Linked DNA regions of Mus musculus: all the other regions are linked to region 2. Evidence: chromatin contacts called from ENCODE POLR2A ChIA-PET data. All regions are on one chromosome and are shown on one strand. Each heading gives the region's core, a stretch centred on a gene start or an enhancer-like site at or near the end of the contact. The rest is flanking DNA. Distances are from core to core; before and after follow the strand shown. Region 1 holds the start of Rbm14 (RNA binding motif protein 14). Region 2 holds the start of Zdhhc24 (zinc finger, DHHC domain containing 24). Region 3 holds the start of Rbm4b (RNA binding motif protein 4B). Region 4 holds the start of Rbm4 (RNA binding motif protein 4).

Region 1 (3,788 bases), core at 322-2,821, 67 kb after region 2:
AGGCACTGCATGCACGTGGTATATGAATACATACAGGCAAACATTCATACACACAAAACATTAAAAGAAAGCCGCCAAGACTCAAGAGACCTCTCCCCAAGGTTATTTGTTTATTTGACATAGGGTCTCACATATCCCAGGCAATTTGGGATGACTTTCAACTTCTGACCCTTAAAGCTGTGAGTACAGCAGTGGGCTGCTTTGTTCTGTTCTTTTGAAATTTTTTTAGTTTTGTTTGTTTGTTTTTGAGACAGGGTTTCTCTGTGCAGTCCTGGAACTCACTCTGTAGACCAGGCTGGCCTCGAACTCAGAAATCTGCCTGCCTCTGCCTCCCAAGTGCTGGGATTACAGGGATGGCTTAAATTTTTTTAAAAGATTTATTTATTATTATATCTAAGTATACTGTAGCTGTCTTCAGATGCACCAGAAGAGGGCGACAGATCTTACTATGGATGGTTGTGAGCCACCATGTGGTTGCTGGGATTTGAACTCAGGACCTTTGGAAGAGCAGTCGGTGCTCTTAACCACTGAGCCATCTCTCCAGCCTTTTTTAAATTTAACGTTATTTTATGTGTGTGGGTGTTTTGCTTGTTTCTCTGCGTACCACAGATGTGCAATGGCCAGTTCTCTTGGAACTGGAATTAGCTGGTTTGTAAGCCCTCATGTTGGTGCTGGGAATCGAACTCAAGTTTTCTGGAAAAGCAGCAAGCTCTCTTACCAGTGAGCAGCCCCTCTAAGTTTTTGCTGTTTTTTTAAAGACAGGGTCTCTCTATATCCTTGCCTATCCTGGATCTCACTATGTAGACCAGGCTGGCCTCGAACAAATTTCTTTCGATTTTGCTTCCTGGTTGCTGGGATTAAAAGGGTGCCCACCACTCCTGGCCCCCTCCTCATATATTTTTAAGATCCAACTTTTGGCTTCCTCAGGATTACTGATCTTCTACTTTATGGAACATAATACTGTGATAAACTTCATGCATACAATAAATGGTCATCATCGTAATTCTCGAAATTCCATCAGGTTGAGACAGACAGACGCTCAATATTCACTGTCTGCAAAATCCTCCAGAGCTCAAGCAACCCCAAGTAATGTGCTTGCAAAGAAAGAGTTACAGTCCCTTCCTACTCCAAGCATATAGTGTCGGGGGCCAATCCCAGACTAAAAGGGGTTTGTCCTGGTTTCTCCTCCGGGCGCGGCCTTACCGCAGACGCTGAGGCTGCCATCACAACACCCAGGGTTTGGCTGCGGCAGCTCAAACGGAGGAGCCCGGACTTCCCTAAAGAACAAAGTTTTCCTTGGGGCCCCGCCGGGACGCCACACCCTGGCCGGAGGTAGCTCTTCTGACTAGGCCTCTGCGGACTCGGCCGGAGCGCGCTTCCCCGTCCCCAGCCCTCCTTTCCCCTCCCCCCGAAGGTGGCGGTTGGTCGCGCGCCTCTATGCTTTTTCCACCCCCTCCGTTAACAAGGGGCTCCAGGCCCTCTGGGATTGGCTGCGTCAAAGGACATCTGCTCTCAACCTGTTTGATTGGCTGCTATCCGCGCGCGATGCCGCCTCCAATTGGTTAGGTTAGAGCGCCTGCGCGGCGGGGTTCTCGGTCGCCAGCCATTCCTGTGGAGGACTGCGGGTCGTTCGGACGTTTTGCCTGTCGCTGTAGGAGAGGTCCTGTCTCTCCGAGAAGGCGGTTGCGGCGGCAAAATGAAGATTTTTGTGGGCAATGTCGATGGGGCGGATACGACACCGGAGGAGTTGGCAGCTCTCTTCGCGCCCTATGGCACGGTCATGAGCTGCGCCGTCATGAAACAGTTTGCCTTCGTGCACATGCGCGAGAACGCTGGCGCGGTGCGCGCCATCGAGGCCCTGCATGGCCACGAGCTGCGTCCAGGTCGCGCGCTCGTGGTGGAGATGTCGCGCCCGAGGCCCCTGAACACTTGGAAGATTTTCGTGGGCAATGTATCGGCTGCATGTACAAGTCAGGAATTGCGCAGCCTCTTCGAGCGCCGTGGACGCGTCATCGAGTGTGACGTGGTAAAAGGTAACGCGGGAGCGCGCTCGGGAGGGGACACGCGCGGTGCTCTCTGCCTCTTAGCCACGCCCCTCACTCTGGGGTTGGTCCTCAGGGTTGGGAATGATGGGGAAGTGTGCAGGAGCGGGGCCTAAGGTGCTGGGGGCGAGTTGGGTAGAGCCACCCTTCTCCCCTGCGGTCCCAGCAACATTCATCAAGTGGGAGGAGTCGGTTCCGGGCGGGTGCAGTGGCCACTGCAAGCCGAAGCCTCGGGGCTGGGGACGCGCCAGAGATTTGCGAGTGTGCGGGGTTGGGAGGAGGCGCCTTTTCCTGGTTGCATGAGCCTGGCACCAAAATGAAATGGAAAGGGAAGGGCACCAACCGGATTATGGAGCGGTGAAAAGAGTTCGCCACTTCCCCACTTCCTCTCCAGAATTTGGTCAGATCGAGGGAAAAGGGAAAAGGTTGGGTTGAAGCCCCAAGGCCGCTCTGGCGTTCCTTCCCGATGCTTCCCGGAAGGTAGCGGGCCCTTGGTTTCTCGGGTTCGGGCTTTTTTAGTATTGTCTGGAATGAATCTGCTTGTGGGCATGGGAGGGGCCTTTTCGGAACCCCTTTGACCTTTCAGTATTCGATGGGTTAGCCTTGGCGGTTTTGTGCTTTTTAATTCTTTTCCTCCACCCTCCACTTTGTGTTGGGTTTTACAACTTAACAAGTGGAAGCCCCGGTTTTCTGCGTTATTTTTGCATGTGAAAGGGGGCTATTAAGCCTCTCCCTCGTTAGCCTTTTACTTGCTAAGCTGGTGCCTCCGGGCACAGATGTTTATTAGCTTGGTGAGATTGCAAAGGGGAATACTCTGGCTGGGGGGGGGGGGGGTGTTGAGAGGGGCGTGTGAGATTTCTATTAAACTTGGTTTTAACACCATTTATTTAGTTAGTACTTTTTATTGCTTGAATAATTCTTAGGACAGCTTGCTAGTTTGCTATTTCCTTTGAGGAAATGTCTTTTTCAGACCCTGTTGATTTTCATATGTTGGGGTTTTATCTCTTTATCTTTCAAATACCTGCTTTTTTTATGTTGGCAAGATTTTATGAGACACCCAGACCGATGTGGGTTTCACTGATGAGAGTTAACTTTGCCCTGTCATTTTCAACAGTGCACCCTGGGAGTGAGGCCTTGTTTATTCCCTAGTTGTGCTGTTGTTGGATTCATATCTGCTTGTGCCTTGTAAGGAATTTTGAGGACAGGAACTACATGTGGGTATAGGTGCTTGCTCATTCTCATCAAGGGTTCATTTGCTGTTCTGGAAAGTCACAACTTTGGGCCATTCCTTGTCTTTTCAAAGAGGGGGGTGAAGGGTCATAGGATGTGCATTTATAGGAACGAAATGTTTGTTCTGTCTAATACTGCATTCTGTTTCCTTCAATTCAGGTTATATCTGGAATCTGACTTTACTGCAAACTTTAAGCAGGCTGTGTGATTTATGGGTTTTTGCTTCTGTTTAGTGTAAACGAGTGGGAAAGGTCTCAGTTTGGGTACTTGGTCAGCAAATGCATGGGATGTATGAGTTTTTATGAGAGTCTCAATTGACCTATCTAGTTTTTTTTTTGTAGTTCTTAGGTAGTCTGGATGGTAGAGTGGGAGTAGAATTCAGTACCTGAGGGGGACAGACTCCTTTGGAATTTGTATGGTTCAATAAGCTTTTTCTCTGATGGTAGGCCAGAAATTTGCTTGAATTTGTTTGGGACTGGCAGTCAGTGACTGTGGTGGTTGGGATGTAGAACTAGA
Region 2 (3,920 bases), core at 1,386-3,885:
GGAAAGCACCCAGCCTCAGAAAACACAGACCCACCAAGAAGAGCGCTTGTGCACGTGTGTGTGCGGTGGGGGTGGGGGTGGAGGTGGGGGCAGCATTTGGGACAGAGGTGGGATTCAATAGGATAAGGAGGCATGGTGATTTCTCAGAATGGCCAGGGAGATTGCAGAACAAGGTTAACAGGAACAGTGGAAAGGTCGGGAGAAGGATTCAGGAAACACGTCCAAAGTGTTCTGGCCAGAAGGGACAAAGAATACACAAATCCATGGGACTTTTACGGAGGTGTCAGAGGAAAGAGGAGTACTCACACCATCAGAAGCCAGCCAGTAACACAACCAAGTCTCCTCCCAATTTCCAAAGGAAAGGACTTCCCTGCCTGTAACTTTCACTGGCTCCCCTCGCCCCATCAAATCAGACCGGTATCTCTCCCCAGCATTCATGCCTTCTACCACCCAGTCCTGACCATCATTCTAGCCCTCATTCTCATGGTGCCTGTGAAACTGCGTTGGTTCCTTTCAGGGTTTGTGTACATGTAACGGCACTCATTCTCTGTGTTTAGAGTGGGGATATTTGGACCATTAGGTCCACCTCCCCTAATAACCTTCTAGCACCCCAACAACCCATGGGCTCTCAAATCAGCCTTCCCTCTTCTGTAGCAAGCCCTGGGGTCCTTCTTGACTCTGGGAGCCAGAACTCTGCTCTTGTCTTGGAGCACCGGGTAAAGTACAGTACTTAACACTCAACTAAGTGGCAGGCTTCCCTCTTTCCTTAAATGACCCTGGGACTGGGTCCCCAAAACATTGGCCAAGAGAACCAGCTAGACACCACACCTCCCATGGAAAGGGCCCTGCTCCCCAGTCCAGTGCAAGGGTCTCTGGCTCCCAAAAGGTTCAGAAAGCTCCCCACCTGTGAGTAGCATGAGCCAGGGCAACAGCAGGAGAGCCACTGTGTAGAGGGCTGAGTGGGCCTGCAGCAAGGCTGACAGGGCGGGGCCTAGCAGCACTGAGATGTGGAGCAGGACACCAGCAGAGTGAAGCAGGAGACACAGGAAGGGCCGGTAATTATGGAAGCCCACACAGCAGCCCAATAGGCGACAGTGATGGTCACGACGTAGGATGCACACACGGCAGGCAGAGCAGTGACCACTACGAGGTGGCACCTGGCTTTGGCACTGGTAACAGTAACTGCAGGGGGTGGGAGCAAGGACACAGGTCAGTGCCTCAGTAGCTCTCAGTGTCCCAGACCATGCCCAACCGCAGCCTCAGAGACCATCTTGGGAAAGCAGGAACAGTCCCTGTCTTCACCAGGCATCTCCAGCTAGTGGTTACTGCCTGTGACACACCTTCTGAAAAGCAAAGTTTGCAAAGGCCTGGCAGTACTTCCACCACTAACATCTTTCTCCCTCTCCACTCCAGTCGCTGACCTTGTGGTTCTGGAATATTCTGGGCATACTGTGGCTTCTGCCTTTTCTTGGTCTGCTTCCCTCTCCCAGAAACCAGTTCAAAATTTCCCAAGTGGCTGACTCCACCGCAAATGCCTGAGTGATGTCCACCTATTTATTTTTAGTTTTTAGTTGCAAGTGGACAAGTTAGTCTTAATATATTTGTGGATGCTATGGCTTTTTAGTAAAATGTAAATTAATTAATCAAGCTAATTAACCTAAAGCTAATCACCTAAAAGTCTTGTACTGAAAATTGACCATCTATTTAAAATTGAAACTTTATGCTGGAGAGATGGCTCAGTGGTTAAAGGCATTTGCTTCGCAGACTTGATGGCCTGTTCACTCTTCTGAACCCACGTGGTAGGAGAGAACAAACTCCCGAAAATTGTCCTCCGACCTCCACCTGTGTACCCCGGCATGCGCGCCTGGGACCGGACACACATCACACATACAGACACAAATAATAAAGATAACTTCTCGCCTCTTTTACCCTGCTCTGTTTTTTGTTTCTGTATCATTCTTGAGCATCTAGTTTACGCAATTTGCTTTTTTTTTATTGGCTTATTATTATCTTTATTATCTGCACCTTCCGCCACTGAAATCAACTCCAGGAGGTCGGGCATCTGTTTTCACTTGAGTCCTAGGAACAGTGGCTGCTCAATATCTGAATGAATAAGTAGCGGGTGCCAGGCTCTAAAGGAGTTCTATGGCTCTAACAACCCGGATGCTAACGTCATCTGGTTACTGACACCTCAAGTTCTGGGTCCTTTCTTGGTACCAGCGACCACCAGACCCCCTGCTTCTGCCCGCCGACTCCCGGAGCCCAACACTCACGCCCAGCCCTGTCCCAGGCCGCGGCCAGCCAGCATCACCCCCCGAATGCTGGGATCCGAGCGGAGGAAGAGCACCACGTTGCCCAGCAGATTGAGCAGCTGATAAGCAGCTAGCGCCAGTTGCAAGGCCCGGGCCAGTGGTCCCAGCGGGGGTGGCCCAGGCCCCAGCACCATCACGTAGGCCAGCTCCAGGACCACGACGGCGGCCCACAGCGCGGTGAGTACCAGTGGCATCCGCGCGGGCGCTCCTTCTGCGCCCCGAGCTGCCCAGGACTCCCCCATGGTCGGACCCACCGGCTTTCCGATCGCTGGGATCCCACTGCTTCCGCATTGGGGAGGGCCTAGCAGCGAACTGACGTCTCCTGCAACCAATAGGAGCTCCGCAGGGGGTGCGTTGCGCGCGCCAGACTTATAGGGAGGGGCCACAGATACGGAGAAGTGATTGGCTAACTGACCAGATGTTCGAAAATCTGATTGGTGATGCTGCCCAGGTGTCAAAAAGAAGCAGTCCGCCCAGCGTACTGCAGTAGCCGCCCCTGGTGTGGCTTGCTGCCACTCCATGAGGATTGAGTTGCAGCCCCCGGGGCGTCGGGGTTTCCCGGCTCAGCACATTCTCCCTACACTCCTCTACAGCCGCCCCGGTATTAATAGACCTGGCTGGCCCTATCATCTGGCCCTGAGCCTTTCCCCATGCTCGGGTGTCTCCATCACCCTAGAAAACTCCCCAAACAACTTGTTGACTTGCTGTTACAGACTGTGAAATAGAAATAGGGGTCTGTTTCTCGAGCGCAATGCTTAGGAGGGACAGACTCAGGTCCAAGGGGCAGCCTTTAGGATGCCTACAGCCACCACTTGGAATCCACTTAATAGATGAGGAAACAAAGTCCATGGCTGTCCCAAGATCACACAGCAAGTTAACCACAGAGCTAAAATGCGAACCCACTATCTAGGCCAGTAGTCATCCCAGCATCCCCCGCGATTCCGCAATCTTTGACTCCAGCACAATCTCTTCTCTGGTCCAGTTCCCAACCTCCCTCGCCCCCTATCTGGCCCCACCCACGTACCCCATATTTAGTACGAACCCGATCTGGGGGCTGGACCGGGCCCTACTTAACCCGGCCTGAGTGTGCAGGAGCTCGCCCAGTGAAGCAGAGCGGAGCCAAGAGCCTGAGCAAGATGATGATGGTTATGCAGCCCGAGGGTCTGGGGGCCGGGGAGGGGCCCTTCTCTGGCGGTGGGGGCGGCGAGTACATGGAACAGGAGGAGGACTGGGACCGCGACTTGCTGTTGGACCCGGCCTGGGAGAAACAGCAGCGGAAAGTGAGTGCTCACCCATTTCCCAAAGGCAAAAACTGAGGCTGGGAGGCCAGGCAGTTCTTCTCGGGCATCTGGGCAGTTCAAGGTCAGAGCCTGGCTGTAATCTAGAGTGCAGCTCCCCAAACCAGGCTCTGCCCACCAGCTATATGCTGTCCTCAAAGATCAGAAGAGTTCTCATAGGGATTTAGGATATCAAGGACACCGTGGAGTCCCTCAGTGACTCCCCAATAACTTTAAGCCCACTGCCCCTCTTGTGTTGGTGAAAGTGGATTTTGGACAAGGTCCAAGAGACCCAACTCATTCTTGGATGGGAGGTGAGGGGTTCTCAGAA
Region 3 (4,269 bases), core at 1,232-3,731, 120 kb after region 2:
TAGAAGCAATCGTGGTTGCAAATAGCATTCAACTTTAATTAATATTGCTTTTATTGTCAAAATGCACATATTACCTCCCTGCCATCCTTTCACAGAGGCACACAGAGTTGTTTTATAATGGGGAAAGCATAGGGAATACACTTGTCAACTTGAGGTTAAGGACAGGAATCAGCTACAACGTTTAGGCTTTCAATAACTAAAGGCCAGGGTATTAGTGGTGAAGCTAGAATACATAATAGTGAGCCTCCAGTAAGCATCACTATTTGCATATTTACACTTTTCTGATTTAAGTTTACCTTTTCTCCACCAATTCATTGTTTTCTAATAAGAGGACCTTTGTATATTTAACTTTTAGGCCACAAAAAGATGTTGACTTAGGAACTAGAAAAGTAGACTTGAATTTGTGGTCCAACATGACCGTGTCAATAAAAGACTTGGATAACTACTAACCAATGAACTTCCTGCAATGTGGGTCTGATCTGTTTCCTAATACAGTAGCCATTCTCTCATTCTTGCCCACACTGGAAAAATCTAATTTGAAAATTTACTTGAATTAATTTAAATTTAGTAGCCACTTGTAACTAGTGGTTACTATAGTAACACGATTGCAAGTATTTTCAGACAAGATCCTATGGTACTGGTGATAATACTTATGATCAATATAAGCAATATAATAAGCTCTATAATGTCCTTGATGAAATTTCCCTAGAAGCAAGACCATCATTCCTATCCAATTTCTAAAGAAAAAAAGCTGTTTTCCTAGCCTGTTAAAGTAATAGATGGAGCAGAAGAACCTATGACCTGTTTCCTGGCTTTGCCTGTAGTAGCCCACAGACTGAACAAATTTGAACACCTCAAAGATACCCATCTACCCAACCAGACTCACCACAGATTCTCATACTGCGCTTCTTCTAGATTCCCTTTTTCCTCTTTACTACCACCAGCCATCCTCGAAAGCAGCAGAGGGTAAAAACTCTCAAAGGCTTCTGGGTCCACCACAAACCAGCAACAAAGTCCTAACCTCTAGCCCTTCTCACACTACCTAACTACTTCTCTGCCTAGGCAACTTAAGACTTGTGACAGTACTCAAGTGAATGAAGACCAAAGGCAGGCAGGCAGGAGCCCATGCAGTTGTGGAGAAGGAGCTTGGCGAATACAATGGGGAAGGCTTACTTCCCCAGAGTGAATTATGCTAAGAGTAGTAAACATAACCTGTTCTTTGCATTTAAAAGAATGGCAGAAGCCACTCTTGAAGCCCTGTGGTCTTGTGTTCTTCCCTCTGCCTTGAGCTAGAGACTCCACGAAGGTCTGCCACCCAATCCCCAGAACAGTTCACCTTGAAACTCTGTGTTGTCGAGGCCCCTGATGGCCTCCACCGCATCCTCTGCCCGCTCCATGTGTACAAAGGCATAATCTTTCACGATGTCACATTCGATGACTGGGCCGTACTCCTCAAACTTGGCCCGAAGCTCTTGGTTGGTACAAGTGGGGCTGATGTTGCCCACGTGTAACTTGGTTGAAGCTTTGCTCTTATTCTTGCTGGCTTCCACATTGATGTTCACTCCGTGCAGCTTGTAGTGGTGCAGGTTGCGTATGGCATCCTCAGCGGCCGTCTTGTCCTCTATGTGCACAAAGCCATAATTCTTAATGATGTCACATTCCAGCACCTTCCCGTACTGCTCGAAGAGTGAGCGGATCTCCTGCTCTGTGGCCTCCCGGGGCAGATTTCCAATGAACAGCTTCACCATCCTGACAAGAGCCTGGCAGAGAAGAAACAAGATTTTAAAAGTCAGGTGTGAAGTGAGAAACTGACACTACAGCACACCCCGACCCTCACAGTTCTTTTTGAGAGAGGAACTGCTGTGTGACAATGCCAACAGAAGGTCGGGGGTCAGAATGCACAACAAGGTCTAAGATATATATCCGTGAGGTCAGGCACATTGACTCTACAAGGTTAGCTCCTTCACGGTTTAGCACAGGGATGAAAGACAAGTGGAAGGCATGAAGTATCTGAATGTCCCTAGTTACGGGTTTTTGGAGGGAAATCTGTGTACCTCTCCACAGCGCGGTATCCCCTCCCACCATACTCCAAGAACGAAAGCCCTCTTTCACCCAACACTGGACCCCTATCCTCAGCGGCCCAACCTCCGCTGCAACATCCCAACAAAGACTCGGCCCGACCCCTGCCCCGCCCCCTCCGGAGACCCGGCCCCGCCTCCTTTCCTTGTCTTCCCGGGACCTTCCTCAGAAGATGAGTGGCCCCAAACCCGAGCCTTCCCGGCCCTCCGAGGTCCGGCCCAGTCCGCTCCAGGGCTTCCCACACACCCACAGCATCCTCTCCTACCTCCGGGTGGTGCCGGCGGTGGCGGCGGGTCCCGCGTCAGAGAGAACCCTACAAAATGGCGACGGCCGCTCGAGCCTCGGCGCGACCGGGCGCTTTCTCGCGCGCCAGCTCACGCACGCGCGAGTGCGCGCTGCCTGCCTCCCCTCCCCCTCGCAGGAGCGGGGCGACCAATCCTGCGGCCGCACACAACTGTCCGCCCCCCGTGCGGGGGCGGGGTCATGTGGTGACGGCACTGCGGAGCGAAGGTCAGCCCGCCCCCAGCCCGGGCTAGCCAATCACCGCCTTGGGAGTGGGTCGCGGCTTGCGCGTCAAGGGGGCTCAGGAAGCAACCATTGCCTTGGCAAAACCGTAAGGCCCGGGGGAGTCTCTAAGCATCACAATGGATCGTGGTATTGGGCGCACTGTCGAGGGGGCTGATGACAAAGGGTTGTGTCACTGGGCCCGCTAGAAGGGGGTTTTCTCAACCTCTGGCTGCTGAGAGCGATACTTCAGAAACCCAGGCACTACCACATCTTAACCTAATCTCTCCCTTGTTTGGGTAGGAAGGGGTAAGAATTCCCGTAAAACAATTTAATTTTCACTGCAATAGTGTTGTTCATTGGTGAAGAAGCTGAGACTGAGAGTGGAGTAGAAAGATAATCTGGGTTAGAACTAGGTTAGGTCTGAGGGAGGCATTTCTCTATCCAAACTATACTTTGTCATGTTTATTCATGAATATACGTGGGCTGGCTTTCCCTCGTAGTATCTGTCTATCCTGGTTCCTGAAATGTGGTGAGCATTACCAAGGAATACGTTGTCCAGAGGTCCAGGGAGAATCCAGGTTTGGGGAATGAGTGACAAGGGTTCCGCATCCGTCCCAAGCTGCCTGAGGCACAGGCAATTGTCAGGCTCCAGACTCTCTGTTGCGGTCCAAGGGCACCTCCTGGTGGCAAGCAGGGTACCAGCTTGGTGGATCACTATCACAAAGCAGCGGGCTTACAGACATTGAGGGATTGAATTCATCTCCTAGAAGAGGCACCGGGATGGTTGTTAGACCATCCCCATTGTTGTCAAAACAATTCCCCATTGTGGTAGTTCCAACACCAGCTCCTCCAATAGTATAGAGATCAGTTCCCCGAGTTGACTTCCTGCACCCAAGCTACTTGGAAACATTTCTTTACCAAATCCATGTTTCCCACTCATTTCAGAAGGCATTGTCTAATTGTAATTACACATTTTTAAAATTAATTTTTTTTGGTTTGTTTTTCGAGATGGGGTTTTCTGGCAGTCTTGGCTGTCCTGGAACCTCCTCGGGATCTGCTATCACCTAACCTTGTACATTGTATTTTGGGATCTCTTCCCAAATTTGTGGGGGCTCCACAACTAATGCTCTACTAACAGTTCCCATTTTTTTCTTTTTTAAGATTTATTTATTTATTTATTATATGTAAGTACACTGTAGCTGTCCTCAGACACTTCAGAAGAGAGAGTCAGATCTCGCTATGGATGGTTATGAGCCACCATGTGGTTGCTGAGATTTGAACTCCTGACCTTCGGAAGAGCAGTCCGGTGCTCTTACCCACTGAGCCATCTCACCAGCCCAGTTCCCATTTTTCTATACAATTTCATTTCACCCCCTTTCTCCCTCCCTGCCTCTTTTAGACATGGCTTTTCTGTGTAGTCAAGGCTGTCCAAGAACTGGCTGTGTAATCCAGACTAGCCTTGAACTCACACTCCTACCTCAGCCTCCCAAGTGCTGGTTAATTACAGGTGTGTGATATCATTTCTAGCCTCCAGTTTTATCGTTTTTTATTATGTGAGTTGGGTGGTGATGAGCACATTCAGGCGGCTCTGTGAGTTGGAGGCCAGCCTGGTCTAAGAGCAACTTCCAGAACACTAAGGGCTACAGAGAGAAGCAATGTCTCAAACAAACAGACAAAACAAAA
Region 4 (3,936 bases), core at 160-2,659, 85 kb after region 2:
CTCCAGGAATTTTGGCATAAGAAAGATGATTAAACTGAGAGAAAATGATTTCTATACCCTATGCATTTCTGGGTGCATATTGAGATGTGGCTGTGCATTTTAGATCCCCTCTGAAAGGGCCTGTGCAGGACAGCAGAACTTGTATTACAGATCTCAGGTGGCTTTTACTCAGTCTCAGGTGCTGCAGAATGAAGCCATGGCCATATTTAATGTCATATTGTTACTTTTTAAGGGGCCTATTTCCTAGCCTTAAATTATAGACTAATTTTCTGCTATAGAATCCAGTAGCTTATTTTCTGTCTCTGCCTTTTGTTTGACTTTTTCTTTCTTTTGTGGCAGTTTTGGGAGGTAGTATGCTCTATTTGTTATTTTACTCCCAATCATCCTGTTCTCATGAAGTTCCCCCTGCTTTCTGCCTGTTCACCTTTAAGTTCTCCATTCAGCACCTTTCCCGGTTATCTCCATCTTAAGAAGCTGCGTTGCAGAGGGTCATGACTAAAGTTGCTTGCTCAATGAGTATGGGATTATGTGAAGCAGCCAGTGGGTGAGAAAAATGTGATGAGGGAATTTGGACCCTGTGAAGAATGTTCGTTTGTACTTGTTTACAGCTGATTGTCACAAGCCTTTTTTCCAAGGTCAGTTTTAGGGAATTTAAACTTAGTTTTGGCTAATGGAGCCCAATAAAACCAAACAAAATCAAAAATTGCTGTTCCCGTTTTTTGTTTTGTTTTTTGTTTCTTCTCTTGGCGGGGTGAAGTTGGGGTGGGATGGGGTGTCGATTTTCAATCTCTGTTTTTCACACCTTTTGGGGAGGTGGGAGGCTGTTTCCTAAAGGGAACCTTAACCCCTGTGTCTCCTACGTCTCTGACCACCCTATTGTCTGGGCCATTGAACTGTTATCGAAGCTGGATCCACTGACTGTTTTAGAGTTTTAAAATTACATAAAGATACTTATAATTTTGGTAACTTGAGACTCAGAAGGACTACATTGGAAAGTGGGGGTTGCTTTTTAAGTAGGGGCGGGAGCTTGGCTATCGCCGGGAGGTCTGGGTAGGTTGACTGATGCAATATCCACGTTGCGGGGCGTGGTGACGCTCAGCTAGGGACCGGTGCGGAATTGTGGTGACAGAACTTGAATTTTGTCAGGATGTGCACGTGTAAGTGACAAAATGTGAAAGCTTAACAAAGTTGGGAGCCACGAAGCTACAGGTTGCCCCACTGACGCACGGCACCTTGTTCATTCTGCCTAATGGCTGGCCGCGCTTTGAAGAATTCCGCGTTTCTAGCTCCACCTTCAGATGGACCTCTTGCCCAATCAGTGGCTTCAGTTTCACTAGGCTGGGTGCTCATTGGCTTTCATATAAAAGGTCCAGGTTACTGACGTTTCCACCTCTTCCTGGCCTCTCAGGTAATTGGCGTTCCGGGTAACCAATCAGGAAGAGGATCTCCGGGAACGCCAGCCTTTTACTTTACCGAACGGCCAATCCGGTGGGTAGGTTCACCCCTCTTTCTACCCAGAGTCACTGCTGTGGCCGCCGCCATTTTAGCGTTTTGTCAGAACCGTCCGCGCTGCAAGGAGGAGGACCTGCAGGTATCCATGCGGTGAGATACTCCACGTTCTTCCACTGTGTTCTTTTCTCTGTTAAAAAAACTTACCTGACTCCGGTGGGTGTCAGGGTTGGCATAGTGGGGTTGCGGTCTGCGCACCCGTCCCTGAGAGCCGACATCGGTCCTCGACTTAGTGCGGTAAGCCTGAAACAACCTTCCTCCAAGTCCTCGTTCTCTACTCCCGGAATAGCTTTCTTTTGTCCACCTTACCCTCTGCTTTGCTCAATCTTCTTTGGGGTTTCCACCTAGATAAATCTTAGATTTAGGCTGGAGAATCTGTCATGCCCTGGGCATTGTTGGCTTCCTCACCAAACTGTAGCACCAGTCTTTGACCAGTTCTTCTGTAGGAGCCTGTAATGACATGCCCCACCCCCACCCCCACCCCAGAGGACTCCTCCTACTCGGGCATTTTCTATATTTCCCTGCTTTTTATCTGGTTGATCCCGGAACTCACTACTCCGAGTGAAATTCCCACTTTTCCGGAAATGGTTGCTAAGAGAGGAAGAGCTAATTTGAAGTAATTATAATTAGCAAGTCTAGTAGTTAGAATCTTGTTTTCAAATGTCAAAGTGAGTAGCTCTCAGTACCTGTAGCATTTTTTTTATTTATGCTGAAAACTTAGAGCGTTATTCCTTTGTCTGGGGCAGGGGAAGTGTAACTCAGTGGCGGAATACTTGCCTATAATGTACCGTGCTGTAGGTTGGAGCCACACCGCAAAATCCCCTTTGTCTACAAAAGTCTGCCTTGTTACATTTTTCCTCTTTATAGAACTTCTTGTGAGAAATAGAAGCAGGCTCTTGTTGAACTCCACATTTGTTACTGATTGGAGATGTAAGAGCATGCCTGTAGGAGAAAACTTTTGGGACTATGTGCTAAAGTGAAAGGAGATGATGGGAGCCATTTATTTATTTGATTTTTTTTTTCCCTTTTTTTAACAGTTGCTATGGACTTGAGGTCTTCTCCTAAAAATCTTGTTTCTCTACTTGCAGGCTGTGTGGAGATGGTGAAGCTGTTCATTGGAAATCTGCCCCGGGAGGCCACAGAGCAGGAGATCCGCTCACTCTTCGAGCAGTACGGGAAGGTGCTGGAATGTGACATCATTAAGAATTATGGCTTTGTGCACATAGAGGACAAGACGGCCGCTGAGGATGCCATACGCAACCTGCACCACTACAAGCTGCACGGAGTGAACATCAATGTGGAAGCCAGCAAGAATAAGAGCAAAGCTTCAACCAAGTTACACGTGGGCAACATCAGCCCCACTTGTACCAACCAAGAGCTTCGGGCCAAGTTTGAGGAGTACGGCCCAGTCATCGAATGTGACATCGTGAAAGATTATGCCTTTGTACACATGGAGCGGGCAGAGGATGCGGTGGAGGCCATCAGGGGCCTCGACAACACAGAGTTTCAAGGTGAATCACTCTTTTGGAGTGCTCAGTACAAGGCTGTTAGGAATGAATTGGTTGAGAAAAGGAAGGCATTGGGATGGAAGGATTTTGCTGGCTGATGAAGGATCAGTGATACACTTGAACAAAAGCTTTTGTGTGTGTGTGTGTGTGTGTGTGTGTGTGTTTTCATGTTCTCTCCTACCATGTGGGTCCCGTGGATGGAACTCAGGTAGTTAGGTGACAAGGGCTTCTTTTACTTGTGGAATAGTCCACTGACCCTCTTTTTTGTGAAGCTTTCAGAAACAATGCAAAATATGTGCAATAAATTTCATAAAATGGAGAATGATGGTCTAGAGGGGGGAAAAGAGCTTGGCTTTTATGTTGAGCCCTTTAAGGCTTTGAGCCTGTTTTGAAGTCCTTTCTCTGAAGACTTCACCTGCTGGGCCCCAGCCCCCAGCCCCCACCGTCGCCCATTGCAAAGTGCTTGCCTCTGGCTTTTATTGGCTCAGCACAGCACAGGATCACTGTTGTGTTGCACTTGATAGAGGGAGATCAGAAGAAAAGGACACTTATAGGGACAGAATTCTGGGTTGAACTTACCCTCTTGTCTCAGTTCTTTTTCAGTACAAATAATGAGCTTCAAAAGTTGTAGCTCTATTTAATTTTGTTCTACTTTTGTGCCAAGGAGTTATATTTGAAAAACCACTTAGAAGATTGATTTCTTTTTATTTATTTTTGTAATTTTTTAAGAATTTAGGGAGGAGGCATTGGGATTTGGAGCAGTAATGGCATGTCTTCCGGTTGGTTCCATGTGCATATAGGGGTCGATTGATTTAGACATCTTGGGCTAGTTTATATGTGCATGGAGTCCTGGCCAGCGGAATTGTGCGTGCGTGGAGGGCAGCTTGGGTGCTGATGTGCATTATCATTTGATTTGGGA

What was found. ChIA-PET counts read pairs that join two places held with the same protein, here RNA polymerase II (POLR2A).
Region 1: POLR2A ChIA-PET joins it to region 2 with 26 read pairs in embryonic stem cell. The contact joins the promoter of Rbm14 here to the promoter of Zdhhc24 in region 2. POLR2A ChIA-PET finds 5 or more read pairs at or near these places in 4 of 5 experiments (Patski and embryonic stem cell).
Region 3: POLR2A ChIA-PET joins it to region 2 with 10 read pairs in Patski. The contact joins the promoter of Rbm4b here to the promoter of Zdhhc24 in region 2. POLR2A ChIA-PET finds 5 or more read pairs at or near these places in 2 of 5 experiments (Patski and embryonic stem cell).
Region 4: POLR2A ChIA-PET joins it to region 2 with 10 read pairs in embryonic stem cell. The contact joins the promoter of Rbm4 here to the promoter of Zdhhc24 in region 2. POLR2A ChIA-PET finds 5 or more read pairs at or near these places in 4 of 5 experiments (Patski and embryonic stem cell).

Annotation. Positions count from the first base shown.
Region 1 is chr19:4,809,417-4,813,204 of GRCm38, reverse strand. Rbm14 (RNA binding motif protein 14) reads left to right here and starts at 1,571. Exons shown (of 3, transcript NM_019869.3): 1 at 1,571-2,033. The coding sequence starts at 1,697. Gm21992 (predicted gene 21992) reads left to right here and starts at 1,606. Exons shown (of 3, transcript NR_157185.1): 1 at 1,606-2,033.
Region 2 is chr19:4,877,383-4,881,302 of GRCm38, reverse strand. Zdhhc24 (zinc finger, DHHC domain containing 24) reads right to left here and starts at 2,635. Exons shown (of 3, transcript NM_027476.3): 1 at 2,274-2,635; 2 at 905-1,182. The coding sequence starts at 2,554. It overlaps Actn3 (actinin alpha 3), which reads left to right and starts at 3,394. Exons shown (of 21, transcript NM_013456.2): 1 at 3,394-3,592. The coding sequence starts at 3,449.
Region 3 is chr19:4,754,737-4,759,005 of GRCm38, reverse strand. Rbm4b (RNA binding motif protein 4B) reads right to left here and starts at 2,481. Exons shown (of 4, transcript NM_025717.3): 1 at 2,345-2,481; 2 at 1,337-1,760. The coding sequence starts at 1,748. All of the region lies in intron 2 of Gm21992 (predicted gene 21992), which reads left to right.
Region 4 is chr19:4,791,482-4,795,417 of GRCm38, reverse strand. It overlaps Rbm4 (RNA binding motif protein 4), which reads left to right and starts at 1,409. Exons shown (of 4, transcript NM_001290122.1): 1 at 1,409-1,602; 2 at 2,598-3,020. The coding sequence starts at 2,609. Gm21992 (predicted gene 21992) reads left to right here. Exons shown (of 3, transcript NR_157185.1): 2 at 1,409-1,602.